2 separate regions of the Homo sapiens genome follow, and region 2 is linked to region 1. A link is a loop called in an ENCODE intact Hi-C map of the cell type or tissue named here. Cell type or tissue: psoas muscle. All regions are shown on one strand. Links, peaks and the distances in the headings refer to the core of each region. The heading gives the core; the rest is flanking DNA.

The links. Hi-C counts contacts between places; a loop is a spot of excess contacts. Peaks named below come from ENCODE experiments on the same cell type or tissue, not always from the same donor. Only the 100,000 strongest peaks of a DNase experiment are listed, where the experiment ranks them.
Region 2: a loop joins it to region 1, with 2.0 times the contacts of the local background. A loop is called at or near these places in 1 of 110 quality-filtered maps.

Annotation. Positions count from the first base shown.
Region 1 is chr7:141,438,926-141,444,303 of GRCh38, reverse strand. The region is part of intron 3 of TMEM178B (transmembrane protein 178B); the gene reads right to left. Among named protein-coding and RNA genes, the nearest start is that of AGK-DT, 110 kb to the left of the region's middle. In psoas muscle, for the core only: no CTCF peak of the experiment used is centred there; a DNase peak (open chromatin) is centred at 2,283.
Region 2 is chr7:141,349,646-141,355,023 of GRCh38, reverse strand. All of the region lies in intron 2 of TMEM178B (transmembrane protein 178B), which reads right to left. It also overlaps the pseudogene NDUFB10P2. Among named protein-coding and RNA genes, the nearest start is that of AGK-DT, 200 kb to the left of the region's middle. In psoas muscle, for the core only: no CTCF peak of the experiment used is centred there; no DNase peak of the experiment used is centred there; H3K27ac peaks cover 579 bases.

The DNA of each region.
Region 1 (5,378 bases), core at 246-5,245:
CATTAGTGATACCTTAGGGAAGGTATCCCTTCATGAAAGCAGACAAAGTTCTGGAGATCATGGAGCATATATCTAAGTTCAGGGAGAGAGACAGTGAACAAATCCAGAATGTTAAAAACATTTCAGATACCTAGCACCCAATCACCCATATCTTGGTTTCTGATACCTTTCTCTAATAAAAGGAAACAGAGCTCCTTGAAGAAACGGCTGATTCTAGGTCTAGGGCAGGAAATATATAAGATAAGCCTGCCAAAAACTAAGTGCTCCAACAAGCAAACAATAAAAAAGTAGTCAAAACCAAAACCCACATTGATGGGGGTATCTCAAACAGGCACAGGAGCCAACAGAAAGCTCTCCCAATGGCCAAAGCTGTACCAATGAGAGCAACAAAAGAAGGTAGTATTGGATTAAACCCAAAGTGTAAGATAAATGCTCATCAGTCCACACTGGTATAAATGACTGAATAAATTAATAAATGGGGGAGAAGAGACAGACCTCCTCCCACGCAGAAGAATTCCAAATTAGATAGCTACTCCATCCTACAGGAGCATCTCCATCGCAGCACTCCATCTTCACGCCCCATTCCTCAAGCGTGGGCTGCATGTGGTGACTTCCTTCCGAGGAAGTCATGGGAAATGGGGGAAAAATAATTTTACAGTGTGGAAACTTGAGAAACACATGATCAGGACAATATCAACAGTCATAAATCATGTTGAAATGATGTGATGAAAATGGCATTTTACCTCTTTCTCCCCAAAACCCCTAACCCAGTCTAATCGTGAGAAAAACATCAGACAAGTTTCAATAGAAGAGCATTCTACAATATGCCTGACTAGTACTCTTTCAAACTGCCAAGATCGTCAAAAACAAGGAAAGTCTGAGAAACAGCTACAGCTAAGAGGAGCCTATGCAGACTCGAGAATGACGTGCAGTGTGGTGTCCTGAACGGGATCCTAGAACAGAAAAGGGCATCAGGTAAAAACTGAGGGAATCGGAGTCAGCTGGGGCCGTTGGCTAATAATAATGTACATATTTACTCATTAGTAATAACAAATGTATCATAATCATGTAACATGTTAATAATACAGGGAACTGGATACAGTGGCAGAGGATACTATGGGAAGTCTACAATCTGCTCAATTTTTCTGTAAATCTAAAACTGTTCTAAAAATAAGGTCTATTAAAAATCAAACAAACAGAGGGTCTAGAGGTCAGAGATGGAAGAAGTCAGAGATTCTCTCTCTTGCTGGCCTTGAATAAGCAAACTTCCCTGAGTTCTGCAGCTGCAAGGAAATGAATTCTGCCAACATTGTGATCTTGGAAGAGGGCCTCAAACATCAGATGAGAACCCAGCCCCAGCTGACGCCTTGATCACAGTTTTGTGGGACTTTCCACAGAAAATCCAGTTAAGCTGTACCTGGGATTCTGAACCATGTAATCTATGAAATAATGTTTGTTGTTTTAAGCTCCTAAGAAATCAGCCAAAATGAAAACACCACAAACGTTTTGGAAAATAAAGAGGGTGCTACTCAAAATTAAGTAAAGTGTAGAGCATGCCTAGGTGGCTGCATGAAACTGGGTGGTCAAGAAAGCCCTCTCTAAAAGGGTGGAACCTGAATTGGAAAAATGAGCCATCCACAAGGGATTACAAGGAAACACTATGTGCAAAGCAGTCAGATCACTCCAGGGCCTTGAAGTAAAACTTTGGGTGTTCCAGGGTAGAAAGGCAGCCAGTGTGGTAGGAGTGACCCGACTTTAGGGAAAGGAACAGAAAAGGAGGTGAGAGGCAGCATGAGCCTGATTACAAACAGCTTCTAAAGAGGTGTAAGGAGTTCAGATTTTAAGTTCAACTGGAAGCTATTGGGCCATTGACAGTGGATGACTGACATATCTGATTTATGGTTTTAAGTAAAATTATGCTAACTGCTCTGTGAAGGACTGATTGCAGGGTGGCCAGAGTGGAGTCAGGGCGTTTAGAGAGGAGGCTCCAGCATTAGCCTAGACAAAAGATCATGGAGCCTTAGACCTGATTCGGGGAGGAGGTGATGGATGTCTTCCAGGGAGTGTGGGAGGGTGTGTGAGAGGGGTCTTGATGGGGTAGGGCATACGTTGATGTTTATGCTCATCTTGGGGATCCGTATCCACGAAGCAGTACTGAGGTGCACCCAGCAAGGGAATCACAGGAACTCATAGCAGTCACGTGCTCCCTTGCCTGCAGTCTTTCCCTGGTGGCATCCTGTTCCTGAGCTTCTGAATGTCACTGGTGATTCATCAGGCACACAAATGGTGTTGTGCCAGTCTGGGCGAGATTCTCCCCTGAAGGCCCTGCCAAAGGGAAAACTGGATCCCACTTGCCACCCCCGGCCTCCTGGTTGAGCAAAGCTGCCCTACTTAATTAATCATCTCCTCGGGGCTGAGCGTTCATTAAACAATTTGTTGCTAATTCTTTCCCAGGGTGCAGGGTGCCCCTACTTTGACCAGGAAATAGTTAAACCTGGAACAGAAAAGTGCCCAGCGCAGGCCATCTTCCTTCATATTGGAAGAGAGGAGAGGTTGGGGATAGAATTCTTCCATTTTCATGTTGGCCTTGGCAGTTTCCTCTGAAGTCACCTGCAATTTCATCTCTTGAACTCTTGTCTCCAAATTTACCTTCTTCATTCTTGCTGCCTCTTCCTGCTGTACCTGCTCCACATCCAGGCCTGGCCAGCTCCAGGCACTGCTGATGTTGTCCCCCCACCCTTCTCACTTGTAGCCCCATTTTAACCCTCAGGCTCCTGTCGGTGCTCGGTTATAGATGCCTGCAACCTGAGCCTGGGTGAGCAACCTGAGCCTGGGTGAAAGCTAAGGCCACGGGGCCTTTCTGTCCCACTTTGTGATAACTCTCTATGGTTCGAGTGGCTGATTGCTCTGCTCTATCTATGAGATGGCTGTCACAGGTGGCTTACTCTCCAAATTCTTCAACAGGCCAACCCCTAAAGATTAACTCCTAGAGAGCAGGGACTGGCCAGGTTCTGAGAGGGGTGGTGCTGACATGTCTCTCTGACATACAGGGTTCTAGAGGTCAAGGCATCATTTTTGGGTTGATGCCCCAGGCTCTCAGTTTGCTCTATCTGCTGAGCAAAGAGGCGGGAAGTGCAGCTTCTGTTCTAGTCTGCTCCTTCCCTAGTCCCTAGCTCACAGTCAGCAGATGGCAGCTGCCTGGGACTTCTGGACTCCCATAGCTGTGTCTAACCCAGTTGGAAAGAACCCTAACTAGAGAAGAAAGGGAGTGCCCTCCCACCCCTGAGAGAGTCATCTTCAAGAAAGACCACACTTCGAGGGACCAGCTCTTAGTGGCTTTGTTCTCCAGCCCCTTCTGTTAGTGCCTAATGGTACTCACAAGGTATGTGGACATCCGTTTTTTCCCCAGACTCTTTCAGGAAGACATGGCTTTACCTATGGACACAAGTAACAACGCACCAGGACAAATAAGAAGGCGACCTGATCTGTGGATGAGATGAATTTGCTCCATCCTGGAAGGTGCCGCAGTCAGCAAGAGGCAGCTTTTAGAACAGCAGCTTCCCCAGATCTTTCTGTGATGCTAACACTGTATCTTACAGGATGGTTTTGCCACTTAAAAAATAGATTGCATGTCCCCAAGAAAGCAGATTTACCTGGGACCCTCAGTACTAAAAGCTTGGATGAGCTTTCCCAGTAATAATCGAGGCCCCATCTCAGCCCTGCCCTGTCTCTTGCAGCATAAAGTATGGAGAAATAGTCCTTAAAAGTTGGAGTTAAAAAAAAAAAAACATGAGAGGTCTTGGCTAACCAGTTCATCCCTAGTACCATAAAATATTAGCGCTAGAAAGAACTGGAAAGTTCATCTCTTCCACTAGTTCCCAACTCTGGCTGTACATTAAGATCATCCCCAGAAGTTCCACTTGGATGGGTCTGGAGTGGGGTCCCAGCATCAGTATTTTTTTAAAAGCTCTCCGGGTGATTAAAGTGCAGTGGTTGAGAACCACTGCCTGGACAAAGGTAAGCAAGGCTCTCACTCATTCACCCTATAGAAAGGGGCCTCTGACTCCTAATTGAGCCCAGGGGCATTCAGAGGTCTTCCCCAGAGCCCTGTGCTTTTGGGAGGTGCCTCAGCACGGTCCAAGGGCAGGGCTCCAGGCACAATCATATCCCTCACTGCCCCCACACTCCATCCTGGGAGGGTGCTCACCAAGGTCTCAGTTAAGTGGGATATAGCCCAATGACCCTACCACAGTCACATCTGTTGGTCAACCACTGTCACCAAATTCTGTCCCTTTATTGTTTGACCAGTGATGTGTTCCCTGTCTGGAAAAGATAAGCCAGTGAATTACACAATCTCTTTCTCTGGAAGCTGGCTTCAACAGGCCAGAGGGAAGTTGTCAAAGAGTTGAAGAGTCCTGGAGATGTAGCACCTGGGCAGGATCTGAACCTTGTGCCTGGCATGAAGAGAGGGGAGAATGAAAAACCATGAAGGAGCCTCAAATGCCATCAAAGAAGTGGAGATGAAAGAAGCTGGCCCCCAGGGCTCACTGGATTCCTTATCTGCCCGCGGCCCGTTTGCTCAGCTTTTCTTGGATTCCTGGGAGACCTCTCTAGAGCCTTAGGAAAGCCTTGTTTTACCAGAGCCTGCCTTTATATATCCAAAAGAGTCTTAGAGAGAACACTCACTACAAACAGAGCTGCTCCACTTTTATCTTTTTATATTTTGGGGGGCTACATAAGATTTGGATTGCAAAAGGAAAACCAAAAAAGCTTCCATTGCTAAAATATAGTGTGGAAATCATCAAGCTAGTTTGACTCCTTGTTTCACTGAAGGGTATGCTGAGGCACAGAGCAGGGAAGCATGCCTGGTTTTGTCAGCCTCTGTCTCTGTGGGAGACCAGAAGGAGGAGTGTGGAAACTACTAGACAGAGCCATCACGTCCCCCTCACTCCCCCAGCCTCTGCCATAACCACAGGTGTGGGGCTCACTGAGGAGGCAGCTCTGGCATGGGGCATCCTGACTCTAACAGCAGACGGTTTTTTTAGCCCTGAGTGATTTTTCCTTGGAAAGACCCTGCCTGTCTTTGGCACAGAATGGCTGTGTTTCAAGGGAATAAGGGTAGACCTTCAATAAATTCAGAACTCAAGCCAAATCCCACAGCTCACTAACCCCCAAGATCACTCCATACACCTAGAGCAATGAACTCCTCCTGTCCCCAGCTTGACCTGCAGACAAAGAGCCAGCATGGCTCTCTCCTTCACCCTCTGCCCCTGTTCAGAAACCCAGAGCCTGGTGGCTCACAGAAGGGACCTGAGTTGGGTGTTTGCTACAGGTGCCTAAATTCTAACTGACATTTGTTTCTAAATGCAGGACTTACT
Region 2 (5,378 bases), core at 273-5,272, 89 kb after region 1:
AACATAAACAACTTTGATTCCTCTAAGCAAAACAAAAATAAAAATAAAAACTCAAAGGGGAAAACTGGAATCTTAAAATAAGCAGCTAGAATCTCTGAAACATTTTGCTAAACAGGATATTCAAAATCAGTTCACAGAAAGGGGAGAAAAGTCAGAAGACACTGGAGTCCTGAGGAGATGAAAGGAAAGAGAGAAACTCAGTGCAATGTCCCAGGAGGAGGTGGTGCAAGTAACAATGGCTCAGGAACAAACAAAGGACACAGAAATGGAACTAAAGGGAGTGAACAAATAGGAACCACGAAACCACAAAGGTGGAGAGTGTGGGACATAAAGATGGGCCACTATGGTAGGTTTCTAAGGCTTAAAAGGATTTGACTTTGGGGGTTAATAATAGAGGAATATGGTTGAATAAGTAGGAAGGGGATACGAAAGAATACAAGAAACTGCTCCCAAAAGAAAAGACTTCAAGGCCTGAGCACACACACATGTGAACACATACACTCAGACTCCTGAACATCTCATTTTCCTGGTCCATACTGGAGTGAGTAAGCTGCTTCATTATTTTGTCAGAACTGTCTGCTGTGCCAAATTTGAGGTTTCAGAGTTGTGGCAGGAAGTGGAAGAGAACTTACTGTGCATAGCATAACTGCCTCAGCACTAGAAACATTTCTGCCAAATACAATGTATTTCTCTGATACATAAGTTCTTTAACATTCTTTGAGGATATCTTATTCTAAAGAAAAGAAACCAAAAATGACAGTATTTTGAAGTCTATATTAAGCTCAAAACATAACATACATTCATACTCAAATCATATATATTGCTACTGCCTCCTGGAGACTTTACGAGTTGCAGACCATAAACTGTGGAGCCCAAGAGTGGGCTAAAAGACTGTAGACTCTTTAAAGCTTGCTCTAAGGATTTGGGCTAGTTCTCAGATTTGCTTTGCAAATAATCAGATGCCCACATTTCATTCTCTCATTTGATCCTTTTAACACTATGAGGTAGACAGGGGTAGGTTTATTCTTGTTTAGCTAATGAGGAAACTGAAACTCTAAGAGAGAATGAGACTTTCTCAAGGTCAAATGGCTATTAAGGGGCAAGGCGGCCTCTTCTGGCATCAAATTCAATGATCATTAGAGGATACTTTGCTGCCTGTCCATTAGTATAACTAAAATGAACTTAATATTTTCCACTTCTTTCTGGTTTGATTTAATTCATTCCATTAATATTTATTAAGTACTAGTTGCTGAATAGAGAAGGCTGAAAAGATATGGTCACTGTCTTAAAGAAGGTTACAGAGATTGAACAAAACAGAACAAAGGCAATGATGGTGCAGTGTGATCCTAATAGGAAAGGAGCAATGGGGCTTATGCTTGAAGTAGGAATGGAAGTCTGAAGTCATCAGAGACAGCAGTAATAGTGTATGTTTTGAGTATCATATACAGCTTCTAAGTAATTTTGAGAATGACCTGCCCTCAAAGAAAGTTACAGGCTATAGGCAGACAAGTGGGAGAAGAGTGGCTCTTGTCAAAAGGAACAACATCTATGTAAAGCAAAAGATTTGAGAAAGATTGGCATGTTCAAGAAACTACCAACAGTTCTGTTTTCCTTGAGAATAAAATGTGAGATAAGCCTGGAGAGACGGTGGGGTGAGGGCATGCCAGCTCAAAATGAGTCTTGTGTTGCATGGAAAGATCCTTAGCTGTGAACCTTTAGGCTGGAAAGATCCTTAGGAGAATGCTCATGAGGGCATTCTTACTATGAGCATGTTGCATGGCTAAGTTTGCATGTCAGAGGACATTCCAGTTGGAATGCGAACTCAGCCGATATGTTGGCAGAGAAGGAGAGATTGATGTGAGGAGACCAGCAAGAAGGGTGTGCTGTAGTCATGGCAACAGATGAAGAGGACTGAACCAAGGTGGTGGTGGAAGGGATGCATCCAAGGAGGCATTTAAAAGCAAAATCCACGGGACTTTGTGTTTGAATGTAGGGGTGAGGGACAGTGAACCACCAGAAACAATGCTAAATAATTTGAAAACAACTGTGAATGCCTCAAGAAGAGAAGTTGTATTCTATCCATCTTTGGTTCTCTTTTTTCTTACTGAGCCTGGCACATTTGGGATACTCAACAAACTTCTATGAAATCGTGTTGTTCTCAAGTCTCTTTTTTTTCAGGTTGCATCACTTTATTTCAGAAATACAGTGATAGTCATATAGAGCCACATAGCGCAGGGGGAACCCACACAGCTGCCTCAGGCAGCAGCAGCCTCCTTTGCAGCTTTTCTCTCCACCAGCATCCTCTTCCTCTGTTTCACCAGGTACTTCAGAATAGCGGACTCCCAGCCGGGCGCGGTGGCTCATGCCTGGAATCCCAGCACTCTGGGAGGCCGAGGCGGGTGGATCATGAGGTCAGGAGTTTGAGACCAGCCTGACCAATGTGGTGAAACCCCGTCTCTACTAAAAATACAAAAAAAATTAGTGGGGCGTGGTGGCGCGTGCTTGTAATCCCAGCTACTCAGGAGGGCTGAGGCAGGGGAATCACGTCAACCTGGGAAGCAGAGGTTGCAGTGAGCCAAGATCGCACCACTGCACTCCAGCCTGGGTGACAGAGTGAGACTCGGTCTCAAAAAAAAAAAAAAAAAATAGTGGACTCCCTGGTCATGATAGCGGTCCTGGCATGCCTTGGCCACCAGGGTGAAGGGTTCCAGCTCCTTGGCACAGTCTGTCTGTAGCTCCCTCCTTAAGCCTCTCCTGGATGAGGTCAACAATTTCTTGACTGATTTTGTGGTCCCTTCTCCATTGCATTTCAGCTCCAAACATGCACAAAACATCCTCCTTGCATTCAATGATGTCTGGCATGTGGCGATACTCCCAGTGGTAGTAGTAATACCTTCTTCACATGCTGCCCCTTTATAAACTCTCTCTCACAAAGGCCATGAGGAGGTCAAAGGCCTTCATCAAGTAGGTGATGGGTTTGGGGAGCAAGGCCTGCAGCGAGGGCATGGGGACTTGGGGTACACATCCTTGTCCCAGCTCTCTGGCATCGTGGTGGTGGGTGGTGGACTCCACTCCTGGACATGCTGCCCTGGCCTCTGTCTCTCTGTCCCTGTCTCACAGCCTCTCAAGTCTCTTTCTTATTTCTTTCTGTTTGCAGGAGCATCTTTGAAGGTGGGACATACCACTTCATTATTTGTTCATTTCTTATCTCTAAAAAATACCTGGTTCAGTGATCTGAAGTTGGGGGGTGCTAAAAAGGGTCATAAAATTGGTAGGACATTTTTTCAATTTTTAAAAAATGAGATGAGAAGATAAAGTAAAGTAGACATTCAGATTGATGTAAAATGGTATCAGCCTTTGGGAAGATTCTGAGCAAAAATGGCCACAACCATTCTATTCTCCCTACTGTATCCATATTCCTCCAAAGGTGACTTTGAAGCCCCTCTTATCAAGGGGTGGGGTCTTTTTCTCCACCCCTTCAATGTGGGCTGATTTTGTGACTTACTTTGAGCAACAGAATACAGCAAAAGTAACCTTGTCCTTGCACACCTGTGCCTCACACACTGCTGCTCTCTCTCAGAAACCTGCCAAACTGCCATGTAAACAAGCCTGGACTGGCCTGCTAGAGGCAGTGACCAGCCGTTCCGGCTAAGGCCATTCTAGGCCAGCCTGCCCTCAGCCAACTTCAGCTGACTGTAAATGCATGAGTGACCTCTTGGAGATGAGAAGGACTGCCCAGCTGAGCCCAGATCACACTGCCAACTCAGAAACTTTTGGTCTAAATACATAATTGTTACTTTATGTCACGAGAGTTTGGGGGTCATTTGCAGCAAAAGCTAAAGATGGACTATCTTTGGAAAAGGAATAGGTGAGACACTCTTCCTTGGCTTTCTACATCAAAGGAGATCAGTGCTTCAGAGGAGATCAGTTCCAAAGACACTGAGTTTTAGTTGTCACACTGCTAACATCACTTCCTGCTGCACAGCACTCCATCCATCATCCATATGGAGGTAATATTTGCTAATAAGAATGCCAGAGGATGAGCAAGTCATGTGTTCTAGGAGGGCCCCAGGTACAGTTTCACCAAGCCAGGGATAGGGGTTATTCTTTGACTCTTTAGACACGACTTCTATAGTTTTTAAGTGATCAAGGGCTGCTTGTTACTAAGTATTGCTGCTTTGAATCACGGGAATCAAGCACTATAAAACCTTCAGGGAAGTCTTTTGTTTTGTGTGTGTGTATGTAAGAAAAAGAAAACAAAAATACACGTTAAAGGTATATATGACCATTTGATGCACTTTTCTGTTTGTCTGAAATATTTTGTAATTTAAAATTAAAAAATTTAACCTGGTAAACATATATTACATTTTCTTACTATAATAACATTACTTTAATCATCTCCCTTACACTGTTCCCAGGAGATTCTATGTGAATATTGCTTTTTCTGCTCACTGCTATGTTAGGAGATACAAGGTCAGCAGCACCATATTTAATATATCCCTCTTTTATAGCACTTCATTTATTTATTCATGTTTTCAACAAATATTAATTATCTTCTCCATACTAGGTATCGTTTCGGACAATAATGATACAGCCCTGAACAAAACAATGTCCCTCCTCTCAGACCTTACATTCTAGTGGGGGAAGATAAAATACAAATAAACATGTTACGATGCCAGGAGTGATATATACCATAGAGTGAAATTAACCCTGGTCAAGGATTAGAAAGGCATGGAGAGGGCTTTTCTCGATGGGATGGTCAAAGAAGGCCTCATTGGTGAAGGAAGGAAGAGTTCAGCTGGGCCTGAATGAAAGGACACTAGAAGACAGAGCTCTACAATGTAATCAACTGGTTTTCTTGTGTTTTTTCGGTTCATTGTGACATCTGGAAGGTAGATACTGTGTCTTATTCATCTCTGTAACTTCAAGCCCAGCACAGTGTCAGGCATATAGGAGGCACTCAATCTTACTAGATGGATGGATAGATGGATGGATGGACAGATAGATGCATGGATGGATGCATGCATGGATGGATGGATGGATGGATGGATGGATGGATGGATGGATGCATGGATGCATGGATGGATGCATGGATTCTTCCTCAGGGTTTCAGCAAATAGTGAGAACTCAGTAAATAAACAACGAGGGGGCTGCCTTCTCCATGAGGCTTACCCTGACCATGCAGTTTAACACTACATTCTGCCCTGGCTCTGCCTTGTTCTTCCTATCCAGCACATGCCCACCCTACCTCACCCAAGAATTAAAAGGCCTTGACACTGTTATTATAGCTTCTTCCCCTCTTTAAGAAAATCAGTGATCCAACCACTGGCACTCCTGTCCCCTTATTCTGCTGAATCTTTCCTTTGTTCCATGAAACG